3 separate regions of the Homo sapiens genome follow, and all the other regions are linked to region 3. Evidence: chromatin contacts called from ENCODE Hi-C or POLR2A ChIA-PET data. All regions are on one chromosome and are shown on one strand. Each heading gives the region's core, a stretch centred on a gene start or an enhancer-like site at or near the end of the contact. The rest is flanking DNA. Distances are from core to core; before and after follow the strand shown.

Region 1 (3,673 bases), core at 318-2,817, 1.1 Mb after region 3:
GACTAGAAATAATGGATTTGAGGATCATTAGCAAAGAGATGGTAATGAAAATCGGTGAAATCATCCTCGGAGAGGGAATGGAGTGATAAAAGGATCTTGAAGAAAACCCTAAGGAACAGTTAAGGGAAGGAGTGAGTAAGAAAAAAAATTGCAGAGAGAACAAAGGACAGGCTAGAGATGAGAGGAAAACCTACCTCCTGCAAAGTTCAAGAGGAGTGACAAACTGAGAAGCATACTGGATTCAGCAAAGAAGTCTGCGGTGACCTTGTGGAGAGCAGTTTTAGTGGAACTTTGGGGACAGCACCAGATTGCAGTGGGTTGAGGAGTGAGTGGGAGGGGAGGGGTTGGAGACAGCTGGCGGGGACATTTTTTCGAGCTGTTTGGCCAAGAATGGAGAGAGATAGGATGGTAACTTCATAGAATTGGGAGCTTTTTTTTTTTTTTCTATACTAACGGAGGAGAGGAAGAAAATTCAGGGACAAAAGGAAATAATAAAGCCCCGGGGGAAGAAGCGAGATGGAATCCAGTGCACACACATCGGATTGTTCTTCAGACAGGAGGGACGCATGTGTATGTTTTAACTGGATGCAACGAGGAAAGGATTAAATTGGCTGGAAGCTTGATTGTTGGGTAGTTCTCGCTTATGGATACTGTTTCCTCTTGGAAGACAGGCGATGAGTAAGGATCTCGTTGAATGAATACATGAATATTTTCCCGTAGCTAGTCAAAGTCTAGGGTTACCAGCAGGACAGAAGAAGACACTGTAGGCCGGGCGCGGTGGCTCACGCCTGTAATCCCAGCACTTTGGGAGGCCGAGGCGGGCGGATCACGAGGTCAGGAGATCGAGACCATCCTGGCTAACACGGTGAAACCCCGTCTCTACGAAAAATTAGCCGGGCGTTGTGGCGGGTACCTGTAGTCTCAGCTACTCGGGAGGCTGAGGCAGGAGAATCACTTGAACCCGGGAGGCAGAGGTTGCTGTGAGCCGAGATCGTGCCACTGCACTCCAGCCTGGGCGACTGAGCGAGACTCCGTCTCAAAAAAAAGAAGAAGAAGAAGAAGAAGAAGACACTGCATTTTAGGCAAGAGTCCGGTGGGAAGCAGGTTGAGATTGACTGAGAGGAAGTAACCATGGGAGGGCTGCTGGTCCACTGAATGAGAGAGATTTTTCCAGAACCTCATGCTGGGGCTTTGATTTAGGAATCCCCTTCCTCCTCTAGTAAGTCTGCCTTCCCTGGCCTATGGCTTACGTCTAAAGCCTCGAGCCTCATCGTTCCCACCGAGGACCAGCTGGAAGCCATTTTGATTATGCTCCACCACGAAGGAGGACAATACAGCCCCGCCCAGAGCCAGGCGCGCCCCCGCGGCGGGCCGGGTGCGCGTGTCCGCGCCTCTTCCCGCCGGCCGGGCGGGCGCCTGGCCCAGGACGCGGTGGCGTGGGACGGGGGGTGGGGGTGGTTATGTAAGCGTTGCGCGCTCCCGCGAGGCGCCAGCCAATGGGAGGCTTCGGCTACTCGTGCTCGCGCACGCAGGGTGGGGGGAGGGAGCGCACGACGTGCGCGCACCCTCTCCCCTCGTCCACCGCTGCCGCCTCCTTCTTCTGCCGCTCCTGGTGCTGCTTGTGTGCTCGTTTGGTGCGGACCTGGTACCTCTTTTGTGAAGCGGCAGCTGAGGAGACTCCGGCGCTCGCCATGGCCGACGAAAAGCCCAAGGTGAGCTCGCCGCCGGCCCCTTCGCCTCGCCGCGCGGTGGGGGTCATGGCGCGGGCCGGGGTCCGGCCAGAGCCCGCCGCTGGCTCCCAGCGCTTTCCCGGGCCCCCCACGGGGCCGGCCGCGGCTCAGGCCCGGGCGCTCCGCGCCATTTTCCTCCCTCCCTCTCTTCCTCCCTCCCGCGCCGAAGGAGGCCCCGCCGCTCTCTCCCGCCCCCGGCGGCCTCCGAGTGCGCGCCGGGCGCGAGTTGGGCGGGCAGAAAGCGGACGCCCGCGGACCCACCAGCCCCGAACGGGGATTCTTGGCCCAGCCGGCCGGCGCGCGTGAGGAGGGGCGTTAGGGCGCGCGGGGTCTCCACCTTCTGTCGACCCCGCGTCGGGTGTTGCAGTCTCCGAGGCGGCGAGGAGTCCTCTGGGCTCGGGCTTCACCTCTCGGGTAGGAACCGCGGGCATCTGGGGACCCCTGCCTGGGGCCGCGGCGGCGGGGCGAGGGTTCGGGGCGAATCAATGGGCTGCGGACGGGCAGGAACCTGGATGCCCGCGGGCCGCCGTCCTGGGCCTGGGGGTAGGGGGATTCCCGTGGAGTATTTCCCACTTTAATAGCCTCAGGGGCCCGAAGGGGGAGGGGCAGCGGCTTTTCCCTGGGTGCCAACGAACCCCTAATCCGCGAACACCATGTGGTTTCATGAAGTTGGAGGCACAGGTACGAGCAGAGAGACTTTGTGCGGCTTAACTTTTGAACGCGGCTTTTGAGGCACCCGGAGACTTCCCGGGAGGACTTGGGGACACCCATCATCGGGGCACACGGGACTTGCTGCTTTTAGTTTGGTGGCACCCCCCGCCTCCCGCGCCTTTACTTTCTGGAGCGTTTTAGGGCTACAGAATTGCTTCTGCACTCGATTTTGGACAACTTTAGGTTGGGTCGAAATCTACAAGAAACAAATCAGGATAAAACTGTGTATTTGACCCATGACAACAAAGGGGGGGAGGGGAGAATAAGTGCTCTTAACCGAAAATAAAAATGAAGCTGCTAATAGAGGAGAACGTTAACTGTGGTCCTGACTGAGTATTACCGCTGTTCCGGGGGGAATCGGGATATTCTTCGATTGTTTTTTTTGTTTGTGTGTTTCCTTTAATGGAGATTGGATTTAGGTTATTAAACTGAGTTTGGTAACTTTTTAATGACAACGGTAATGAGTTTTGAATGGCAGGCTGTAGATTTATTGTTTTGTTTCTTGCAGTTGTACTTAAAGTGCTTAGAAAAGAGAAGGGACTCTATTTTTAACTTTTTTGGGGGGTAAAGTATTTTGGGAGTGATATATGTCATTTTAGGAAGTTTAACTTCAAGAGAACGTTGCAATACACTGAATAGGACCCAACTTTAAACATATTGTTGCTACTGATAGTATTGCATGTAGGCTTTTCCGTATCTGACAGCTATCTAATACTGTTACTGCAGGATTTTTCCGCTTTCACATTGATTTCAGCAGCTGAAAACAGCAGTATGCCGTTTTAGCATACAGTATGAGAAACCTGTTGATTTTTGAAGCAACTAGGGCTGCTGCTGCTTTATAAAACGTGTTCGTTGATCACATTTCCCAAATTATACTTTTATTTTTCTTTTAACAGGAAGGAGTCAAGACTGAGAACAACGATCATATTAATTTGAAGGTGGCGGGGCAGGATGGTTCTGTGGTGCAGTTTAAGATTAAGAGGCATACACCACTTAGTAAACTAATGAAAGCCTATTGTGAACGACAGGTGAGGAATTCATATGTGTACTTCCACTGAATAAAACTATTTTTAAAAATCTTATTTTCATGGGAACAAAAACTAGACTAGCACATTACAGTGACTTTTTGATGGGATGAATATGCACTTGGCACGTCAGTTTTGTCGTGCACTTGGTATATTGATAGCTCGTGAAAACCCTTAGGATGATTTGGTTAGTATTATATGTGGTTC
Region 2 (3,254 bases), core at 110-2,609, 1.2 Mb after region 3:
AATTGACACAGTTCAAACTGGAAATGGTTTAAGTGTCTTGTCACCTCTCAACCCTTTGGTTAGCAGCCATGCATCCTGCCCAAAATTTTCCCGGGAAAATTTTCATTTTCCTTCTGTCTTAGCCTAGATTTGCAGCGGCAAACAGTAACCTCTTTCCAAAAAACGCATTTGATCTAAATATGGACCTAAACCAGTGACTGTTAACAGATAAAAGTTCTGCGACCAGGACTATAGAAAAGCAGTGTGATATCACAAGGAGCGCTTCCTGCAGCTGTGGAAGCCCAACTTGGCAGAGGGGTCCGAGAGGGAGTCTGAGAAAGCTACAAGGATGCCTGAGCTAACCCTGACCCAGTTCTGGATGCATCTGGCACCGGCAGTGGGGGGACTGAAGAGGAGCCAGGGAAAACTCATGCAGATCTCAGTGGGATGTCAGGGGCAGAGAATATGGAGAAGGGGTGTGGAGTGCGTTCTCGTGGGTGCAGGTGGGCGCAGTGTGGGAAGGAGTCTCAGAGAACGAAGGGCGGGGTCGGGGAGAAAGCCAGAGTATGCCTCAGCATGGAAGAAGGGGAGTGGGAGGTCCCTCTGAGGCCCCTGCGAGTAGTGTGGGAGGGAGGGGGAGGATGGGGTCCCGGCCTGAGGGGGCTGCCTGTGAGGAGCGTGTCTCAGGACTCTGGGGACCGATCTACGAGAAACCAGGGGGTTCGAAGGCCCGGGGGCGCGCCCGAGGGCGGGGCACACCTTGTCTGAGTCCAGCTCCGGGTCCTCCTGGCAGCAGAGGCGGCAGAGAAATGACTTGGGCTCCCGGCCTAAGGTCTGTCTGGTGGTCACGAAGTAGGTGCCTCCCACGTTCAGCCTGACCCAGCGGGCCGCGCCGCCGCCCCCTGCCCGCTCGGGTGGTCCGGGACCCGGCTCCAGCGGCTGCGCGACGGCGGCAGCCGGGCGGCCGTGCCCGCGGGGCGTGGGGCCAGCCGGGCGTGGGCTGGGGGGCCCGCGGACTGGGCCACCCCCGTCGCCCACCCCACTCCCGCCGCCCCCTCCCAGCCCCGCCATCGCCGGGTCCAGCTGCAGTTCCGCCATCTTGGACCGCCGCCGCCACCGCTGCTGCCCGCGCGCAGCCGGGCCGGCCCATTTCTCGGCAGGGAGAGCCGGGCCGGCCCATCGGCGGGGGTGGGGCAGAGGGGAGAGGGACGGGAGCGCCCCCAACCAGCGCCCGGGGACCCGCGCGGGGGAGGCGCTGTGCCCGCCCCCGGGAAGATACTTCCGGAACCAGCCCTCATCTCTATTGGCTGATCTGCGAAGCAAGGCCCACCCCCTTGGCTTTGGGGTTGGCTGAGGAAAGATCTTCCCGTGACCCACTTCCGTTACTTGCTGCGGAGGACCGTGGGCAGCCAGGGTCGGTGAAGGTGAGTGGGGCTTGGGGCATTGGATCCGATCCCTGGAGGGCTCCTCTGCTCTGCCCTCTCCAAACCTCACGCCGACCCTTGTCACGCCCCCGTCAAGGACGCTGGGCCCTCGGCTTGCCCCGCTGGCAGAGTGTCCCTTGTGTAGCTGCCGCTCCTCGCCCCGCGATCCCTTCCTCAGCCCTCCTTGGCGCGCGGGGTCAGGGGGGCCCGGCTGTGTCCCAGGCGCCGCTGATGTAGGCGCTGCCACAAGCCGTGTCTCGTGCAGTCCGCTCCCAGCGCGGCAGACTTCAATAGTTTGGTGGGGGGACTGGGGAAACATTACGCAGACAGTGTTAACCTGCCGAGGGACGCTCAGCTGGCTGCGGGGCTGCGCCCTTCCCCTTCGGCAGCTTCCAGGATTCGAACGTATAGAGCGTTCAGGGCTCCTCGGGTGCAGAGTTCGGTTACTCATTCAAGAAAGATTCATTGAGCACCTCCTATGCGCATGATCTGTTCTAGGCGCTGGGGATTAAGCAATAGATTTTTAAGAATTAAAAAAAATTTCGCCGGGCGCGGTGGCTCACGCCTGTAATCCCAGAATTTTAGGAGGCCAAGGCGGGCGAATCGCGAGGTCAGGAGTTCGAGACCAGCCTGGCCAACGTAGTGAAACCCCGCCTCTACTAAAAATACAAAAAATTAGCTGGGCGTGGTGGAAGGCCCCTATAATCCCAGCTGCTCGGGAGGCTGAGGCAGGAGAATCGCTTGAACCCGGGAGGCGGAGGTTGCAGTGAGCCGAGACCACGCCACTACACTCCAGCCCAGGCGACAGTGCGAGACTCCGTCTCACTCACACACACACACAAAGTTATTTGTGACTTCCATTTTCCACTGATGTTGCGGGAAATCAGGGACCCCAAACAGAGAGACCGGCTGAAACCATGGCAGAAGAACGTGGATTGTGAAGATTTTATGGACATTTATTAGTTCCCCAAATTAATACTTTTGTAATTTCTTATGCCTGTCTTTACTGCAATCTCTAAACATAAATTGTAGAGATTTCATGGACACTTATCACTTCCCCAGTCAATACTCTTCTGATTTCCTATGCCTGTCTTGTCTTTAATCTCTTAATCCTGTCAGTTGAGGATGTATATCGTTCCAGGACCCTGTAATAATTGTGTTAACTACAAAAATTGTACAGCATGTGTGTTTGAGCAATATGAAATGTGGGCACCCTGAAAAAAGAACAGGATAACAGCAATTGTTCAGGGAACAAGAGAGAACCTTAAACTCTGACCGCCGGTGAGCCGGGCAGAACAGAGCCATATTTCTCTTCCTTCAAAAGCAAATGGGAGAAATATCGCTGAATTCTTTTTCTCAGCATGGGATATCCCTGAGAAAGAGAATGCGCACCTAGGGGTAGGTCTCTGAACTGGCCCCCCTGGGGCGTACCTGTCTCTTATGGTTGAGACTGCAGGGGTGAAATAAACTCCAGTCTCCCATAGCGATCCCAGGCTTATTAGGAAAAGGAAATTCCCACCTAATAAATTTTGGTCAGACCGGTTGATCTGAAAACCCTGTCTCCTGATAAGATGTTATCAATGACAATGGTGCCCAAAACTTCATTAGCAATTTTAATTTCGCTCTGGTCCTGTGGTCTTGTGATCTCACCCTGCCTCCACTTGCCTTGTGATATTCTATTACCCTGTTAAGTACTTGATGTCTGTCACCCACACCTATTCGTATACTCCCTCCCCTTTTGAAACTCCCTAATAAAAACTTGCTGGTTTTTGTGGCTTGTGGGGCATCACGGATCCTACCAACGTGTGATGTCTCCCCCGGACGCCCAGCTTTAAAATTTCTCTCTTTTGT
Region 3 (3,369 bases), core at 816-3,315:
CACACTGGTTATGTGTGTTACAAAACCTGCTGCCTTCCTTGAGGGAAGCTTCAAAAGAGACTTAGCATCTCCTTGGGATTTGCAGAGGAGGGGCAATAGGAACTAAACAGGATGCCAGACCAGCTCTTCCTGGGGAGCCTCCCTGTTCTCAGCCCCTCAGAATGGCTGTAGTATCTGGAAGTTCTGAGTTTTTTGGGATGGCCACAGCTGGTGGAAGGAAATCTCAAGGATCCGGTGACAGGAGATGGCAGGAAGCTTCGAGACTCAAGCATAGGCGGGTGCTGGCCATTTCTCCTGGTCAAGTGCAGGGGACGGTGTCCCCTGGAGATGAAACCCTCTTGGGTTTCTAAGAGCCCTGTGGCCAGCACCATGCTCCCATCATACTCAAATGCCATTTTGGCTTGATTTATATACAGCATCAGCCATTCTGAGAAAAACTAGCTAACAAGGTCAAGACAGACCCCTCTACTTGTCCTCTGTGACTAGATGAAAACAGAGAGCCAAAGGCAAGGGCACCAAGTGTTAAAAATCCCAAAAATGCACCTAGAGTCCACAACAGCTCTCCTGGGGAACAATGTTTTAAGATCCCTATCGCTGAGCCCTGCCCCTCCTCCCCCAGCAGGGCTAATAGGTAACTAGGGGGGTAGGGTACAGGAGAGATGTCCTGGGCCTCAAGAAAGCAGAGTACCCCATGGCCAGGAGGGCAAAAGCTTGGGCCTGGGCTAGAATGAAAAAGAAAGCAAATCCAGACCCCGGACCACTTCTCTGTGTGCTGGGCTGGTGGAGCTCAACACAGAGATTAAAGACACATTCCTGGCCTTATCTTGGGTCAAAATCTGTGTGTCCTCCTGGCTTGGGGGATGTATGTCCTTCCAACTTCCCAGTCCCCTTGGGCTTCGGAAGGTTGAACAGATCTTTGTGGGTAGAGCCCGGCTTCCTGAGCCAGGGTGGATTCATGCCTTTCCTGTTCCCTGTAGCGCTGGGTGTGTGTGTGTGTGGAGGGGGAGGGGGGAAACCACTCAACAGCACGAGGGGGTCCCCATAAACACAAGCACCCCCATCGCCCTCCCTGGGCCCTTCGCGCGGGCTTCCCAGTGCCCCAGACGTCCGGGCATCACCCTCTCCCCCTCCCCATCCCCTGGCTCTGGGGTCCCCCAGCTCCTGAGCCCCTCGCCAGGCCCCCGGCCCTCTCCCCCTCCCCCCAACTTTGGCGCCGCTTCCCCCCAGGGACCAGTGCCGGGCACCAGTCCCGAGGCCAAGCAGCAGCAGCCCGGGAGGCGGGCCTCAAAGTTGGAGGCGCCAGCGCCGGCCCGGGAGCCGCTCTTTCCTGGAAGACATTTTGGCTCTTTGTTTACATTCGCGGCGCGGCGCTCCCCGGCAACATGGCTGTCACCGCCGCGCTGACAGCGGCCCCGGCCCGCGCCCCTGCCCGCCGCCGCTTACCATCTGGTGGTGGTGGTGGCTGTTGGGAATGTTGGTTTCTTGGAAGAACGTGCTCAGCGCGGTCTGCGGACAAACAGGGCAGTGACACGGCGGGCCAGGCGGAGTCAGGAAACGCAGCGGCTGGGCCCCCCACCGGCTCTCCCCGCCTCCGCGCCCGGCCCGCGGCCCCCGACCCTCGGCTGCCCCACGTGCAGAGGGGAGCCGGTCCCGGCCCCGGTCCCGCGTAAGACCCGCTCGCGGGCGCCGATCGCCTTCCGGGCCGACAACAGGAGCGCTCCCCGCCCCCGCCGCCGCCCGGCGTCCCCGACCCCCGCGGCCCGGCCCCGCGGCGGCCAGGCTCGCACCTCGAACTGCCAGTGGGCCGCCTGCAGCAACTGCTTCGCCTGGTCGGCCGCGCAGCCCGCGGCCAGCACGAACTGGTTGATCATGACCTGGTGCCGCAGCTCGTCCATGTTCACCGACATGGCGCGGCGCGGCGCGGGGCCCGGCGTCTCCGGCCGGACGCAGACGCGGGGCTGCGCGGGCGCGGGAGGCCGGCCGCCCGGGGCTCCGGGGCTCGCGCTCACCGCTGCTGCCGCCGCTCCGCCGCCCGCTCCGCCGCCGCCCGCCCGGCGAATGTTGTGGTTCGACTCCCGCGGCCCGGCCGACACCACAAACAACAGCGCGGGGCGGGGCTGGGCCGGCCCAACGTTCGGGGACTGCCGCTGATTGGCCGGGGCGCCGCTCCGCCAGCGCCCGGCTCCCGTAAGGACGTTCGATTCGAATCCTGCGGCCTGTGGGGCCCTCACTGTTTCTCTTTTCGCCCGGCCGCGCCCATTGGCGGAGCTCGGCGCCGTGGGGCTCCCCAGCATTGGCCGGCCGCTGTGTTTTGGCTCATCCGGCCTCGTGGTTGGTCACGGCCGGGCGTTCGGGGCGGGGCCGCGCACTCTGATTGGCCTCCGGTGGTCCTGTTTGAACTCAACTTGAAAACCCGGAGTGCCTGCTGATTGGCCGAGGGCCCTCTGTTTGCTGTTGTAGGCTTGGGGGTGGTGCGGCCAAGTTCATTCATTACTTCATTGAAACAGAACATGCTCAGCTGGAAAAGCAAGACAGAGTGGCTTTGACTCATTTCCTCTGAAAGATGTGGTCATCTCGAGAAACAGAATGATCAAAATAGAAAACAGAGCCTTTGCAGCTGCTCAAGTCTCAAAAGCATGTAATTTTTAAAAATAACTTTCAAGCAGTCCAATTTAAAAAAATCTTTTATTGAAATATAACGTACATTAGGAAAGTGCGATGTCGCAGGTACAGCTTCCAGACTTTTCACCAAGTGAACACCCAGATCAATTAACAGAACGTTACTTGCACCCTAGGAACCCGCGTCCTGCCCTCTTCTAATCACTACCCACCGCAAGGATCGAGCAGTATTTTCTCAGTTTTTAGACCAAAGACTTTGCTCTCTGAAGATGGAAGCCAAGATTTATGTACAATAAATACGATATGCAAGGAAATATGCAAGGAAAAAAGTGAGACTTTCTCAGTGGCCAAAATGCCAAGTCAAGAATTTTTTCTTGTTAAATCGGTTGACCTAACTGAAGCTTTAATTTTCTTTTTTTTTTTTTCTCTTGCTTGTCACGAAAGCTAAGATGAAGCTTTAATTTCTACCATCTTTTAAAAAAACAACGGGTGGCAGTAGGGGTGGAGTCTGGGGTTGGGATGGCTTACACCTATAATCCCAGCACTTTGGGAGGCCGAGACAGGAGGATAACTTGAGGCCGGGAGTTCAACACCAGCTTGGGCAACATAGCACAGACTCCATCTCTACCAAATAAAAACAAACAATAACAAACAGTGAGTGTTTCTACAGAGATACTGTTTCTCAGTGGTAGCCCTTTAAAGTCCAAAATTTGGTGGTGGTGGTTGTTAGATAGGGCTAGAGTGACATGA

The links. A loop is a pair of places that touch in the nucleus more often than their neighbours do. ChIA-PET counts read pairs that join two places held with the same protein, here RNA polymerase II (POLR2A). Pooled maps may share reads with other maps.
Region 1: a map of B cell shows a loop between it and region 3 (17-fold over the local background). The contact joins the promoter of SUMO2 here to the promoter of UBALD2 in region 3. A Hi-C loop is called at or near these places in 1 of 168 maps with a recorded cell type or tissue (B cell), 1 of 37 single-sample maps with no recorded cell type and 6 of 50 pooled maps.
Region 2: a loop to region 3 is called in a pooled map, with 4 times the contacts of the local background. The contact joins the promoter of ATP5PD here to the promoter of UBALD2 in region 3. A Hi-C loop is called at or near these places in 1 of 168 maps with a recorded cell type or tissue (ascending aorta) and 4 of 50 pooled maps. POLR2A ChIA-PET finds 5 or more read pairs at or near these places in 1 of 52 experiments (activated naive CD4-positive, alpha-beta T cell).

What each region holds. Positions count from the first base shown.
Region 1 is chr17:75,180,853-75,184,525 of GRCh38, reverse strand. It overlaps SUMO2 (small ubiquitin like modifier 2), which reads left to right and starts at 1,567. Exons shown (of 4, transcript NM_006937.4): 1 at 1,567-1,712; 2 at 3,338-3,469. The coding sequence starts at 1,692. RefSeq lists silencers at 1,268-1,497, 1,628-2,027 and an enhancer at 1,609-2,259.
Region 2 is chr17:75,045,074-75,048,327 of GRCh38, reverse strand. ATP5PD (ATP synthase peripheral stalk subunit d) reads left to right here and starts at 1,359. Exons shown (of 6, transcript NM_006356.3): 1 at 1,359-1,403. It overlaps KCTD2 (potassium channel tetramerization domain containing 2), which reads right to left and starts at 1,103. Exons shown (of 6, transcript NM_015353.3): 1 at 739-1,103. The coding sequence starts at 1,077. RefSeq lists enhancers at 1,120-1,414, 1,299-1,884, 1,823-1,892 and a silencer at 993-1,422.
Region 3 is chr17:76,264,044-76,267,412 of GRCh38, reverse strand. It overlaps UBALD2 (UBA like domain containing 2), which reads right to left and starts at 2,065. Exons shown (of 3, transcript NM_182565.4): 1 at 1,788-2,065; 2 at 1,444-1,506. The coding sequence starts at 1,907. LOC105371896 (a long non-coding RNA gene) reads left to right here and starts at 2,332. Exons shown (of 6, transcript XR_007065913.1): 1 at 2,332-3,369. RefSeq lists enhancers at 1,253-1,352, 2,613-2,662 and silencers at 1,523-1,662, 1,963-2,262.